Regions from separate parts of the Homo sapiens genome. Here regions 2, 3, 4 and 5 are each linked to region 1. The links are chromatin contacts, found by Hi-C or POLR2A ChIA-PET in ENCODE. All regions are on one chromosome and are shown on one strand. Each heading gives the region's core, a stretch centred on a gene start or an enhancer-like site at or near the end of the contact. The rest is flanking DNA. Distances are from core to core; before and after follow the strand shown.

What was found. Hi-C counts contacts between places; a loop is a spot of excess contacts on that map. ChIA-PET counts read pairs that join two places held with the same protein, here RNA polymerase II (POLR2A). Pooled maps may share reads with other maps.
Region 2: a loop to region 1 is called in a pooled map, with 10 times the contacts of the local background. The contact joins the promoter of FBXW4 here to the promoter of NFKB2 in region 1. A Hi-C loop is called at or near these places in 2 of 37 single-sample maps with no recorded cell type and 7 of 50 pooled maps.
Region 3: a map of CD4-positive, alpha-beta memory T cell shows a loop between it and region 1 (12-fold over the local background). The contact joins the promoter of CNNM2 here to the promoter of NFKB2 in region 1. A Hi-C loop is called at or near these places in 1 of 168 maps with a recorded cell type or tissue (CD4-positive, alpha-beta memory T cell), 1 of 37 single-sample maps with no recorded cell type and 7 of 50 pooled maps. POLR2A ChIA-PET finds 5 or more read pairs at or near these places in 2 of 52 experiments (A673 and Caco-2).
Region 4: a loop to region 1 is called in a map of naive thymus-derived CD4-positive, alpha-beta T cell, with 5 times the contacts of the local background. The contact joins the promoter of OGA here to the promoter of NFKB2 in region 1. A Hi-C loop is called at or near these places in 1 of 168 maps with a recorded cell type or tissue (naive thymus-derived CD4-positive, alpha-beta T cell), 7 of 37 single-sample maps with no recorded cell type and 15 of 50 pooled maps. POLR2A ChIA-PET finds 5 or more read pairs at or near these places in 4 of 52 experiments (OCI-LY7, activated B cell, activated CD4-positive, alpha-beta T cell and 1 more).
Region 5: a loop to region 1 is called in a pooled map, with 5 times the contacts of the local background. The contact joins the promoter of PCGF6 here to the promoter of NFKB2 in region 1. A Hi-C loop is called at or near these places in 1 of 168 maps with a recorded cell type or tissue (naive thymus-derived CD4-positive, alpha-beta T cell), 1 of 37 single-sample maps with no recorded cell type and 7 of 50 pooled maps. POLR2A ChIA-PET finds 5 or more read pairs at or near these places in 1 of 52 experiments (naive thymus-derived CD4-positive, alpha-beta T cell).

The regions. Positions count from the first base shown.
Region 1 is chr10:102,394,431-102,397,130 of GRCh38, reverse strand. It overlaps NFKB2 (nuclear factor kappa B subunit 2), which reads right to left and starts at 1,426. Exons shown (of 23, transcript NM_001322934.2): 1 at 1,335-1,426; 2 at 1,151-1,243; 3 at 797-878; 4 at 642-682; 5 at 308-406; 6 at 76-227. The coding sequence starts at 1,171. RefSeq lists enhancers at 831-950, 1,361-1,410, 2,461-2,700.
Region 2 is chr10:101,693,872-101,696,571 of GRCh38, reverse strand. It overlaps FBXW4 (F-box and WD repeat domain containing 4), which reads left to right and starts at 1,402. Exons shown (of 9, transcript NM_022039.4): 1 at 1,402-2,191. The coding sequence starts at 1,467. RefSeq lists silencers at 1,233-1,512, 1,543-1,592, 1,873-2,332 and an enhancer at 2,643-2,700.
Region 3 is chr10:102,917,006-102,919,705 of GRCh38, reverse strand. CNNM2 (cyclin and CBS domain divalent metal cation transport mediator 2) reads right to left here and starts at 1,412. Exons shown (of 8, transcript NM_017649.5): 1 at 1-1,412. The coding sequence starts at 1,225. LOC107984265 (a long non-coding RNA gene) reads left to right here and starts at 1,371. Exons shown (of 3, transcript NR_160733.1): 1 at 1,371-1,538. RefSeq lists silencers at 737-826, 1,437-1,616 and enhancers at 1,086-1,772, 1,773-2,459.
Region 4 is chr10:101,817,168-101,819,867 of GRCh38, reverse strand. It overlaps OGA (O-GlcNAcase), which reads left to right and starts at 1,424. Exons shown (of 16, transcript NM_012215.5): 1 at 1,424-2,044. The coding sequence starts at 1,846. KCNIP2-AS1 (KCNIP2 antisense RNA 1) reads right to left here and starts at 800. Exons shown (of 3, transcript NR_045118.1): 1 at 620-800. RefSeq lists enhancers at 1,395-1,514, 1,316-1,891 and silencers at 1,665-1,724, 1,805-1,864.
Region 5 is chr10:103,349,794-103,352,493 of GRCh38, reverse strand. PCGF6 (polycomb group ring finger 6) reads left to right here and starts at 1,354. Exons shown (of 10, transcript NM_001011663.2): 1 at 1,354-1,787. The coding sequence starts at 1,428. RefSeq lists a silencer at 1,226-1,455 and an enhancer at 1,621-2,126.

The DNA.
Region 1 (2,700 bases), core at 177-2,676:
GCTCATGGAGGTGGGCTGGGGCCTGGGACTGGCAGACGGGCATACCAGTGGGGGCCAGGCGTAGAGGGCACCTACTGGGCAGTCATGTCCTTGGGCCCCACAGAAACGGCGCAGATCCCCAGCTCCGAGCATTGCTTGCCCACCAGACTGTGGGCATGAGCACGAGGTGGGTCACTGTGTGTTACCAGGTCCACCTCGATCTTGGCTGGTCCCTCGTAGTTACAGATCTAGGAGAGGCAGGGACTGTCAGTCAGGGCCTTGGGCATGCTGTCCACTTAGCCCACCCTCCAGCACCATCCTGGCTCACCTTGACAGTGGGATAGGTCTTTCGGCCCTTCTCACTGGAGGCACCGGGCAGTCCTCCATGGGAGGGGCCTTCACAGCCATATCGAAATCGGAAGCCTCTCTGAAGGTCCAAGGGCATAGTAGCATTGTGATCAGGGAAGACCACCCAGGCCAGCAGTGACCGCAGTGCCTGGTAGTAGCCCTGAACCAAACTACAGCACTCTGATCAGCAGCAGTGACCATCCAATCCCCTGTGGCCTCCTTCGGCAATGGCTCCTCCATGGCCAGCCAGCTACCACTACCCCATTTGTCCCCAAAGCTGAAGCCATTCCACACCCTCCCTTTTGCTCACTCACCTGCTTAGGCTGTTCCACGATCACCAGGTAGGGGCCATCAGCTGGGGACAGAGAGACCTTGCTGAGCCACGATCTCCCAGCCCCTCCCCCAGAGAGAGGGCACATGCTCTCCCTCCCCCGCTTTAGGACTAGGGGAGGTTAGTGAACTTGCTGACCTGTTTCTGGGGCTGGCTCCTTGGGTTCCACAATGGAGGAGTTCAATTTGAAATCATCATATTCAATAATACCATCCAGACCCTGGTTTGGAGACAGACTGGGGGTGGCATCCGACTCTCAGCACCCCCCACAGCCCCACCTCCCATCTCCAAGTCTTCAGTGGTCACTCCCCCCTCCTCCTCAGACCCAAGAGAAAGCTCCTTTTGGAGGCAGAGTTGCAGACAGATGGACAGACTGGCAGGCTGAGAGCATCTGCGAGCATACAGGTGTAAGGCAGCAGAGGGGGCTCGGGCAGACAGGTGGACAGACACGAGGGGCAGCCGGCCGGGTCAGGGGCAGGCGGCATGACTCACTGGGTTGTAGCAACTCTCCATGTCTCTGGGCTAGGCCCGGCTCTGTCTAGTGGCTCCGGCCAGGTTCTGCTTCCCAGAATTTTAGACGCCCGCCTAAAGTTGGGAGGAGTGGCGTGGGGGAGGGGGTCAGATCTAAATGGGGGTGGGCGGGAGATGGGGGCCCAGATTTGGGGGAGGGTCCGACCTCCTCCAGCCGCCTGTCCGGGTGTGGCGGGTGAGATCCGGTGGAGAGCGAGATCCGGAGTTGGGCTTGGCCGGGGAAGGGGCAGGAAAGTTAGAGCAGCTTAGGAAAGTCCCGAAAATACCAAGGGGAGGCGGGGCCGGAGGGGGCGGGCCTGGAAATGACGCCACTGGCCCCGCCCTCGCGACGGGAGGGGCGGGAGGCCCTCGACAGTCTACGGGCTCCCGCTGCTTTTCAGCGGGCAGAGGTCTAGGAGAATCCGGGAAGCCCCGGTGGGGGTTAAGCCCCCTCCTCCCTCCAGGGCAGGGAACAGGAGGGTCTTTCACGGCCGGGAGGAGGCTGGCAGTCTGGGGCCAAGTCCGCCTCCCGCTCCCCTCCCCCGGTCTGGAGCAACCTTGGGATTTTCTGCCAGGAGGGAGGCCACGGCTGATAAACCCCGGGGGCTTTTGGGGGGACATTCCTGCTGTCGGACGGCCTCCCCTTCGAACAGCCTGTAGGCGGGGGCTCTTTCCTGTGGGAGGCCCCGGGGTTCTGCCCCGAGAACGCGATTCTGGGGCTGCGGGAAAAGTGTCTCCTCCTCGGAGTGGGCTCTTTTCTCTCTCTCCCAAACCTCACAACAGCAGCTGGTCCCACACCGCACCGGTTCTGGGCGCGCAGGCGACAGGGAGATCTCTGCACGCTCCCCCCCCCCCCCCCCCACCTAATACAAGAGTGTGTCTCCATCACAGCTCCACAAGTGTGTTTCGGCTGTAGTGCTTGGTTGCATGTTGTGTGTCCATGGCGTCAACATGAGTGTGCAAGCGAGCATGTGTGTAGATAGGTGAATCCCGAGCTTCTCAGTGTGGGTGTGTGTCAGCGCCTGTCTTGATGTACGGACACGGGTGAGCGTATCTTGAGTTTGTGCGTGAAGGGTGTGGGTGCAGGCACCAGTGCACCGGTGGGCACGTCTCCGTGTGCATGTGTGTGCGAGTGCGACTGCACGGACGCTGCCGTGTGTGCGCCAGCACAGGTACAGGTGTACGTACGGGTCCGCGTATCTTTGTACAACGGTGTCGACGTGGATCCGAGTGTCGTCGCCTGCGCGCCCTTTCCGGCTGTGTGCAGCTGCTGCTCTCCAGCCCCAGGCGCTGTCCGCTAAAGGCCCTCCTCCCTCTTTTCTCTTGTCCCGGCCACCCAGGGGTCTGAATCCAGCCACTCACCGTGGCGGCGGCTCTGGTTGCGGCTTCTCTCCGCGCCCGACCCACCTGGGACCGGTCGCGACACCTCGCCTGCCAGCAGGGCTCAGGGCCGGGAAAGCCCCTTCTCGGCCCCCCGGAGGGGGGAATTCCCATGACGTTTCCGTGCGTCACGCCTCGCGCCCTTTTTCATT
Region 2 (2,700 bases), core at 153-2,652, 700 kb after region 1:
CTGTAACTATTATTAAGAATTTTCTTAGAGGAGTTCAAAGCATTTTACAGGGATCATCTCATTTATCCCTCGAAAGTAAGGCAGAGGCATTATCTCCACTACAGATTGAGAACACTAAAAGGCCAAGATAGGTGGGGCTTTTTGTTGTTGTTTTGCTAAGATCAAAAAGTAATTCTAGGGCAAAGCCAGATTCCGGTCTGACCTTGTTACATGATGCTTCTTGCAGCACCATAATACAATGTAGTTGCTTCCCTAGGTTTCTCTTTGGCTATGCTAGGTGTTGAATAATTTTCAGGGTCAATTTTTATTCTTCCCTGCTCCCTGAAAATGAGTGTTAAGATGTAGATAAGTACAAAAGAAAACTCTCCAATCCTTCCTACCTGGATTTGGAGTACAGGATAAACAGACAGAAATTGGCATCTTCCTCCCCTCCTCCAAGTTTTACTGCCTAGCCCAATGCTAATAGAAAAATAACCCGAGCCACAAATGCAAGTCCCATGTATAATTTTAAATTTTCTAGTAGTTACATTAAAATATATTGTATTTAGCCCAATACAGCGTATCCAAAATATTAACACTTCAACACGTAATCAATATAAAATTATTAATGAGATATTTTGCATTCTTTTTTTTGTATGGCTTCAAAATCTGGTGTGCATTTCTCACTTATAGCTCATTTCAATTTGTATTAGCCACATTTCAAATGCTCAGCAGCCACATGTGACGAGGGAGGACACTGTTGGACAGCACAGGTCTAGACCTCAGTAGCTCTCCCTTCAGATTAATGCCATGTGAATCGAATGGGTGGTATGAAGAATGGATGCTGAGTCCTTGGAGAATCCACTTGCACTTGGGTGGTGACTGATAAGAAGCCCTAGCTGTGCCATTTCCTGATACATGACTGTTTTTGAAGTTATGGACTCAGGATCTAGAAGACTGCAAATCCCCAAATACGTCTAACACCCAAGCTCACGCCAGGACCGTGCTTCCGGGCCTGTGTGAGAACCTAAGCTATGGAACCTGTCAACTTCTAGGGCTGCAGATTCGTTGGGCCCTCACATGTGGCCCGTGGAAAGGAGGCATCACTCGAGGAAGAGGAGGGCTTCTAGAGGGGCAAGGCCACCCAACTAGGGGCTTCTTGAGGGCAGGTGCTCCAAATGGCCGCTTCCTGAGGGCAGCGGGTCCTCTTGTGGCCTCAGGCAGGGCCCTGAAACCGGCCTCACGTGTTTGCAGCGCGAACTCCTGTGCTTCCACCAAGCGCTCTCGGGGATGCGGGGGTGGTGTCAGCGCCCCGGCCCCAGCCCGCACCCCGAAGTGGCTCCAAGGCTGCAGGTGTGAGGGGCGTGCCCAGGGCTCGGCCCGCGCCGCCCCATGTGACCCGGTCCGACATGGTGTCGCCTCCTCCCGGGGCGGCGGCGGTGGCGGCTCGGGCTGGGCTCCGCGTCGGGCCGGCCCCGCGGCCGCTCATGGGCAGCCAGGGCCGCTCGGGGCCCCCCGGGAACGGCGGGCCCGGCGAGGGCGAGGGCGGAGAGGCGAGGAAGCTGCAGGAAGGGAGGGTGGCGAGGGGGAAGCGAAGGAAGGGGAAGGGGAAGGGAAAAGCGAGAGCGGGGCAAGGCGGAAGAGGAAGCGGGGCGGAAGGGAAGCCCGGGCCGCAGACGGCGAAGGAGGCAGCCGGGCCGGGGGCTGACGCGGGAGCGAGGGCATGCCCAAGGGAGGAAGCAGAGGGAGGCAGAAGCGTGGAGGAAGGGGCGAGAGGCATCGTCAAGGGAGTCGAGGGGAGCGCAGGGGCCGGGAAGGAGGCACAAGGAAGAGAGTATGGGAAGAAGGAGGAATGGAGGGTCAGGGCTAGGCGGCGGGAGGGCGCCAGGCCGGGAAGAGCACAGGGACGAGGGGGTCAGGCTTGGGCCGACATCGCGGGGACAGGGGTGGCCATGGCGGCGGCGGCCGGGGAGGAGGAGGAGGAGGAGGAGGCGGCTCGGGAGTCGGCTGCCCGCCCGGCCGCGGGGCCTGCGCTCTGGCGCCTGCCGGAGGAGCTGCTGCTGCTCATCTGCTCCTACCTGGACATGCGGGCCCTCGGCCGCCTGGCCCAGGTGTGCCGCTGGCTGCGGCGCTTCACCAGCTGCGATCTGCTCTGGCGCCGGATAGCCCGGGCCTCGCTCAACTCCGGCTTCACGCGGCTCGGCACCGACCTGTAAGCGTCCGCTCGCCCGCCCGCTCCCCGCCCCGAGCCGGCCCCGCGTCCCGGGAAAGGGCGGGGCGCCGCGGCCTGGTCGGCCCAGGGTCGTGTCGCACCCCGAGTTTCTAGGCCTACACCTGACCTCCGCCTACACCCTTTCCCGAGCACTCTCGGGGACCCCTTTGCCCCTCCTCCCCAAGGCCTCCATCTGAGGCAGCCTCCCGAGAGCATCCCTCAGTAGGCACCCTCCCGGGTGGGCCGCTCCTCACAATTAGCCATCTTAGGCACTCCCTACAGCTTTCGATTGTGTGTTTTTGCAGAGGTTTAGCTGCCCCGGTTCCTTCGCCCCAGAGGAGCCAGTCTGGTACGGTGCTTTGGACGATTCCTTGAGTCCAGGTCTAGGACTCAGGTTCCTTAAGTGGTCTATCATAAATTTTTGTGGACTTTCATCTTTCATCCTCCCTACCCTTTTCTAAAGGTTGTTAAGCTTCAGGGCTCGGACCTTAAGAGAAGCCCTCGGTCCC
Region 3 (2,700 bases), core at 163-2,662, 520 kb before region 1:
AGACGGTGCCTATCTCCTGGCCCAGGACGCAGTCCAGCAGCTTGCTGACCGGGTAGGAAGCGGGGAAGGTCATCATCATGAAAAACTTGGTGAGGAAGATGGTGTTGGCCCCCACAGCCAGGCCATGCCGGGAGCAGATGGCCTGGGGCACGATCTCTCCGAAGATGACGATACCGATGGTGGAGACTACCACGGCCACGAGGCCCGAGCCGGCGATGTCGTCGAGCAGGATGGTGAGCGTGGTGTTGACCAGCACGTTGCCCAGCAGCAGTGAGCACAGCAGGTAGTTGCCCTGCCTGCGCACCGGCTCGATGCGCTTGGCGTAATTCTTCTCCTTCTCCGTGCCGCAGTTCTGCACGATGCGCAGCTCCATCGGGTCCAGGGCCATGAGCCCCAGGTTGAGGCCGCTGAACATGCCCGACAGGCACAGCAGCAGCGAAATGAAGATCACCTGCAGCCAGAAGGGCAGCAGGAACTTCTTCTCTTCGCCTACGATCATCTTGGTGTCCTCGCCGTCGTGGTAAATCCAGGTGGTCTCGGCCCACGGGGGCGGCGGGAGCCCGGCCACCCCCGAGCCACCCTTGCCCCCGACGGCGCCACCCGTGGACCCCGAGCCGCCGGCGCCCAGGGCGGGCGTGGAGAGCGACGTGCACAGGTAATAGGACTTGCTCTTCTCCATCTTGCGTAGCGGTTTGATCTCGATCTCGATGATGCCCGAGGTGCGGCGGTTGAGAATGATGTGGGGCAAGATGATGATGTCTGAGGTGCGGATGCCGCATCGCTGGGGGCCGCTGTCCGGCTCTGGCGGCGCGGGGCCCCCCAGCCCGCGCTCCCCCGGGCTGTGGCGCCGCCGCTCGTGCTCGGTGAAGGCGATGCGGGACCACGTCTCGTTATTGATGTTCTGCCCGTACACCCGCAGCTTGACCCGGGTCCGTTCGCTCACCCGCAGCGCCCCCCCTTCCATGAACGACACGTCGTTCGTGTCCTCCAGTCGCAGCCCGATGATCACCGTCTCCTCATTCTCGCCCACCGCTGCGCAGCCGCCCGCACCGCAGCAGCAGCTCAGCAGGAGCAGCGGCAGCAGCCGCCCCGCAGCCGCCTGCAGGATCCCCCGGCCGCGAGCGCTGAGGCTGCGGCGCGCCGCCATCTTCCAAGTGGGCAGTGCGGCGGCTGCCTGCCCGCCCGCCATCTTTACTTTGGGTTCACAAGCGCCACAGCCAATCATAGGGTGGCTGCTCCAGCTGCGGCTTCATCCTTTCAACCCGGCGGCGCGAGCGCAGGTACCGGCCCCTGGGCGAGACTGCAACGGAGCGTCCGCGGCCAGTGCTCAGCAGTTCGCCTCCCTGACTGACACTGACTCCACCTCAGCCAGCTGAGGAACCCCGAGGCTCGCGGGAGGGAAAGAGGGAGGGAGAGGAGCGCCGGCTGCTCCCGCGAGAGGCAGGCCGACCAGCCAATCACAAGCGGGTGCCCGCCCTCCCAGCCAGGGGGCTGGAATGGGGGCGTGACCGTGTGCCGCTCCGCGGACCAATGGCAAGGTAAGTGGGTGGGGCGACGAGAGCCACCGTCCCCGTCTGCACGCCAAGTTTCCAACTGAAAGGCGCGTGACTCTTGTGTATGTGCGAGGGGAGGGGGCGTGGCCATCTGGGACTCGAGAGCCAGTCAAAGATGAGAGCTGAAGAAAAAGGGGCGTGGCATCCGTCCTGCTGCCAATGGGAAGGAGCCGTCCCTGGGGCCCGCGCTCCCCAGGGGCCCCTGTAGTAGATCCCGGAGCCTGGACCGGCCAGGTTTGGACTAAAGCCCTGCGGCGCAAGGCGGCAGGTTCCCGGTGCACCGGTTACTGGCTCTCCAGTTCTCAATTCGTAGGCACAAAGCCGCGCGCCCTCCTGCCCCGGAAGCCCGAGAAGCCAACTAGAGGCGGCTTGGGATGCACACAGCCTAAAAAGCCGGGGCACCGGCCGCTGTCCCCAACTCCACCTGCGCGGCGCTCCGCCGGGGTAAGCGGCGTCGGTGGCCCCGGCACAGCTGCGGACCAGCAGTCCTCGCGCCTCGAGACTCCTAGGGTACGGGCTCTCTGCGGCTCGCGATCACGTGGCGCCACCTGCGGGCAGCATGAGCGCCCTGCAACGCTTTCCAGGTCGGCGGCGTACCCCAAAAGGTGTGCAGAAGTTACGGATGGAGCGGTCAGGGGGACAGTTCCCCAAATTTCCTAGTCATAGAACCCCTACATATTATTGCTAGGAGTATATACTTCCTAGACCTTTTCCCATATTTACAGAGTGGGAAGGGCCCCGAATCTGTATTCCCAGCAGGAATTCAGGCAAGTTAAGGAAATGGGAGGGGGCAAGCATCCTAAACAGACCCACAGAGGCTCATTCTTAATCACACTGACCAAACTCTGCTAGGGTCTTAGGTCACTCAAGAGCAAAAAGTTCTGGAAACCTAGCTCCCCAGTACTCCCAACGTCACCTGGAGGTGACGAGGTAGCAGAGTAGCTGCCAAATTGGTCTTTTCCTTGAAACTTAAAACATTCAGGCCGGGCGTTGGTGGCTCACGCTTGTAATCCCAGTACTTTGGGAGGCCGAGGCGGGCGGAGCATGAGGTCAGGAGATCGTAGACCACGGTGAAACCCCGTCTCTACTAAAAATACAAAAAATTAACCGGGCATGGTGGCGGGCGCCTGTAGTCCCAGCTACTCGG
Region 4 (2,700 bases), core at 175-2,674, 580 kb after region 1:
AGTTCAAGACTAGCCTAGTCAACGTGGCGAAACCCCGTCTCTATTAAAAACACAAAATTAGCCGGGTGTGGTGGCGGGTGCCTGTAGTCTCAGCTACTCGAGAGGTTGAGGCAGGAGAATAGCCTGAGCCCAGGAGGTGAAGGCTGCAGTGAGCCGAGATTGCGCCACTGCGCTCCTGCGCTCCAGCCTGGGCGACAGAGTGAAACTCTGTCTCAAAAAAAAAAAAAAAGTTTGCTCCTAACCCCCATCTCAACAATCCAGGACTGAAAAGAAGAGGGACCATGAAAGTCCCTGAAACTACAAGTTGGGCTACGGCTAAAGAAGGTAAATATCAGACTGAAGTGTAAGATGGACATTACTAAGTCTTAATCATCATTTCATGTTTATACCTCACAGGTTGAGATAGATTTCTCAAGCATCATAAATGTAAAGTGCATTAGGGTAGGTCTACAAGAGAGCTCTGAGAACATACAGCAAGGAGACCCAAACCCATCTAGGGCTCAGGGAAGGCTTCCCAAGGAAGCGATGCCCATGCCGAGGCCGAAGGGATCTCATGCCCCACTGCACACACCGCGCGCTCCCCATTCCCAAACAAGGCAGGCTTTTCATGCCTCCCTACCTTTGGACTCTGTTGTTCGTTCCACTTTCCTGGAGTGCTGTCTTCCCTCCCCTTCTGCTCAGTCAGGCTAACTTCACATCCTTTATAATCCAGCTGAAAAGTGAAGCCATGCCCACGGCCTCTCCCCAAAGGAGGAGTGAGTATCACCTGTTCTGAGCTCCGAAGTTCTTGGGGACACCTTGTGGGAACTGCGTGTGTGGTGGCTTGTCTCCACCACCGTACTGTGAGCTCATAGTGTTCTAGAGCCCAGCACGAGGCAAGCTCTATAGATGTCTACTGAATGAAGGAATGAACGAATGATTACATTTTAAATGGGATTAGGGGAAAATGATTCAAGGCAGAGGGGTGAGCTGAGCTCCTTGGAATGGTGTCTTTACCGAACCAAGCCTGGGTTAGGCAGATGTAATGAGCCCACCTATTACAAGAATCTCCATAGAAAGTAGGTCAGTTCTTTCCTATCTCTTTAAGAACGAGAGGCCGCGGCTCCGCGCCTGCGCACTGAGAGAATAAACACCTCTCCTTTTCACCTTCCCCCCTTCTCCCTATTGCCCCAACCGGCGGCAGCCTCCTCCCATACTCCCCTCCTTCGGGGCGGGTAATGGTCCGTCCGTCCCAGGGTGCCAGGCTTGTTTCGGAGGGTGGCAAGCAGAAATGGTACATTCCACTGCCTTCATTACCTTCTGCTTTTCGCGTCTCCTGTTCTATTTCCCCCTACCTAAAGAAGCTTAATAGGCTAGCCCCAAAGAAGGCGGGGGAGCCGGGCGGAGGGGACCGGTCTGAGCCGGTCTGCAGCGCAAGCGCAGTGCGGATAAACAGGAAGCGGGCGGTGGAGGCAGCAGCAGAGGGAGAGCTCGGGGCTTGGAGGGGAAACAGCGGAAGACCTAAGATTATCGGGAGGGCAGCAGAGGCAGAGAACGAGGACAGGACCCTTGGCCGTCTTCTTCCAGGGAACGAGAGGTCACAGCCTCGCTCTCCGCTTAGGCTTCTGGCGCCCCAGCTTAAAGCCGAGGCTGCGGCTGACAAAGGGCTCGCGCCGGTGCCGCCGCCCTTCTCATCCGGGCATTCGGGTCCCTGCGGAGAGGGAGGGGGAAGGGCAGAGGGGGAGGGGAAGGAGCCGGAGGGGCGCACACTTGGAGCTGAAGCCCTCTCCAGGGCTCCGGGCCGGTGCCCCAACGGACAGAGGTCGAGGAGGACCCGCAGAGGTGGCAGCGGCCGGGGGCAGGAGGATGGTGCAGAAGGAGAGTCAAGCGACGTTGGAGGAGCGGGAGAGCGAGCTCAGCTCCAACCCTGCCGCCTCTGCGGGGGCATCGCTGGAGCCGCCGGCAGCTCCGGCACCCGGAGAAGACAACCCCGCCGGGGCTGGGGGAGCGGCGGTGGCCGGGGCTGCAGGAGGGGCTCGGCGGTTCCTCTGCGGTGTGGTGGAAGGTGAGCGCCCTCCTTCCCTCCCCGTTTTGGCACTAACACGTTCTGTCCTCGGGAGGAGGGTGGTGGCGGGGATTTTGGAGACTCTAAAAGGCCGGAAAGCCTCTGGGTCTGAAATGTGGCCCTCCTAAAGCGAGGGGAGAGACGAGATGTTGGGCGAATCTCCTTGCACGTCTTAAGACGGCGTCGAATTCCCCCCTGGCCACTCACAAGTCTGACCCCACCCGTCTTGGGCTTGGAGCCAGGCCACCTCCTAAGGAGGCGGTGGTTAAGAGCCTGGTGTTCTGTTAGCCTCTGAGTTCTACTTCTTTGTACCTTGGGATCTTATTCCCTAGGGTTGTCTGGTTCCAGTGAAAAAATATGTGTAGTGCTTCTGTCACCACCCTTTGTGGAAAATCGGCCCACACTGACGTGCTTGTACTTCTGGAGTGAAGAGAAGCACGTTTGGCCTATAGTATTTCAAGTTCCACTTGGCTTAGAATATTTTTGTTGCTTCCCCCCACCCCCGCAAAGATTCATTTGCAACTTAGAAAATTGCCCTCTTTCCCAGCTACTGTACTTTGCTCTCGAGGGATGAAACTTTGGCTTTAATCACAGATTCTCGAAGTATCTGAGATGCGTAATTGGAATTTAGTGACCGCAGAAGCGGCTTTAAAAAT
Region 5 (2,700 bases), core at 105-2,604, 960 kb before region 1:
GTCACATTCAGCTCTTAAATGTGACTTTGCCAGGCATTATTTGATTAGGAGCATTTGACTTCCCGAATCTTTCTTGCAGGCATCGTGACATTAGCTGGCATTATCTTAGCAAGGATAATGGTTTTTTTGTTTTTTGTTTTGTTTTGTTTTGTTTTGTTTTGTTTTGAGATGGAGTCTCACTCTGTAGCCCAGGCTGGAGTGCAGTGGCACGATCTTAGCTCACTGCAAGCTCCGCCTCCTGGGCTCAAGTGATTCTTCTGCCTTAGCCTCCCAAGTAGCTGGGATTACAGGCACGCGCCACCATGCCCAGCTAATTTTTGTATTTTTAGTAGAGACGGGGTTTCACCATGTTGGCTAGGCTGGTCTTGAACTCCTGACCTCATGATCTGCGCGCCTCGGCCTCCCAAAGTGCTGGGATTACAGGTGTGAGCCACCGCGCCCGGACTAGCAAGAATAATGTTAAGCCAACTCCAAACCTCTCTTAATAAAATTGGGCAATGGGGTGGGTTGTACCTGGGTGGGTCTGAGTTTCTGCTACAGTAGGCCCTCAATAAATGTTTGTTGGGCCCGGCGCCCTGGCTCAGGCCTGTAACCCAACACTTTGGGAGGCTGAGGCGGGTGGATCACCTGAGATCAGAAGTTTGAGACTAGCCTGGTCAACATGGTGAAACCCTGTCTCTACTGAAAATACAAAAGTTAGCTGGGCGTGGTGGCAGGCGCCAGTAGTCCCAGCTGCTTGGGAGCCTGAGGCAGAATCGCTTGGACCCGGGAGGCGGAGGTTGCAAGTGAGCGCCACTGCACTCCTGCCTGAGCGACAAGAGCGAAACTGTCTCAAAAAAAAAAAAAAAAAGCTTTTCGAATTCAATATAATGGGCTTTATGGGATGGGGTGACATGGATGATCTTTGAGTAGTGATTAGATTTTCACCTTGTATCAATACACTATATAATTCCTTAAAATAAATAAACGTACATACTTCAGAACAGGAACTTTATACTTCCTAAGGGAAATAATCTTGGATGGAGGTGATTTGCCACAGAGGAAATGCATAATTGGTACTCAAGTGGAAATGATTATTATTTGTGATGCAACGTCACATGCTACCTAGTTCAGTGCTCTGTGAATTAGGTGATGCAAACAGAATATTGTTGCTTGGAACGGTAGCAATTTTGCTGTTTTTAAAAGGCGGCGAAGAGAGCGTCCCCTTCCAAGGAGAAAATCTGGTGAGATTCCTTTAAAGTGCGGCCCGCGCGCCCCGCAGCCTGCCCCGGAGCTGCAGGGTTTGCGCCCCGCGGAGGTGAGGGCCGCTAAACCACATTTCCCGGCGAGCCCCTCAGGCTGCCGCGCCTGCGCAGTGGTGGCGTCCGAGGCCGGCCGAACTCCCGCGCTCTCCCGCCGCCTCGCCTCGCCTGGTGTCTCTCCCGACCATGGAGGGGGTCGCGGTGGTGACGGCGGGCAGCGTAGGCGCTGCCAAAACCGAGGGAGCTGCAGCCTTGCCGCCTCCGCCTCCTGTCTCCCCGCCCGCCCTCACCCCTGCACCCGCAGCGGGTGAGGAGGGACCGGCGCCTCTGTCTGAGACGGGGGCTCCCGGCTGCTCCGGCTCCCGGCCCCCTGAGCTGGAGCCGGAGCGCAGCCTGGGCCGCTTCAGAGGCCGCTTCGAGGACGAGGACGAGGAGTTGGAAGAAGAAGAGGAGCTGGAGGAGGAAGAAGAGGAGGAGGAGGAGGACATGAGTCACTTCTCGTTGAGGCTGGAGGGAGGCCGGCAGGACTCGGAGGACGAGGAGGAGGTATTTAGAGCCCCCGCGCGACCCCGCTGGGCCCAAGCGGCGTCAGGGACGTAGCTGGCCCTCGTCTGCCGGGCGCCGGCCCGATCCTAGTGCGCCGCCGCCGCGCGGAGCACTGGAGCGGACCTCCCCCGACCTCTGCCCCGGCTGCCTAGGCGTGTGGCGCCGACAGGCCTCCGGCCCGGCCTGGGTCTTTACCCGCTTATTTTGTGAAGTTCTTGCAGGTCACTTAGGCTCTGCGAGTCCAACTCATTCGTTCTGTTAATAATTATAATTATTTTGAGACAGGGTCTCCCAGGCTGGAGTGCAGTGGCGCGACCATGGCTCACTGCAGCCTCCAACTCCTGGCCTCAGGCGATCCTCCCGCCTCAGCCTCCGGAGTAGCTGGGACTACAGGCACGCGCCACCACGCCGGGCTAATTAAACATTTTTTTTTTTTTTTGTAGCGAGGAGGGCTCCCTATGTTCCCAGGCTGTTCTCGAACTCCTGGGTTCAAGAGATTCTCCCTCTCTGGCCTTCCGAAAGATTACATGCGTGAGCCACGTTGCCTGTCCTGTATAATTATTGAAGCTACTGCTTACTAGGCAGTAAAGATCCTTTTGTTTTGTTTTGTTTTGTTTTGTTTTTGAGACGGAGTCTCGCTCTGTCGCCCAGGCTGGAGTGCAGTGGCGCGATCTCGGCTCACTGCAACCTCCGCCTCCCAGGTTCAAGCGATTCTCCAGCCTCAGCCTTTAGAGTAGCTGGGACTACAAGGCGCCCGCCACCACGCCCGGCTTATTTTTTGTATTTTTAGTAGAGACGGGGTTTCACCGTGTTAGCCAGGATGGTCTCGATCTCCTGACCTCGTGATCCGCCCGCCTCGGCCTCCCAAAGTGCTGGGATTACAGGCGTGAGCCACTGCGCCCAGCGTAAAGAT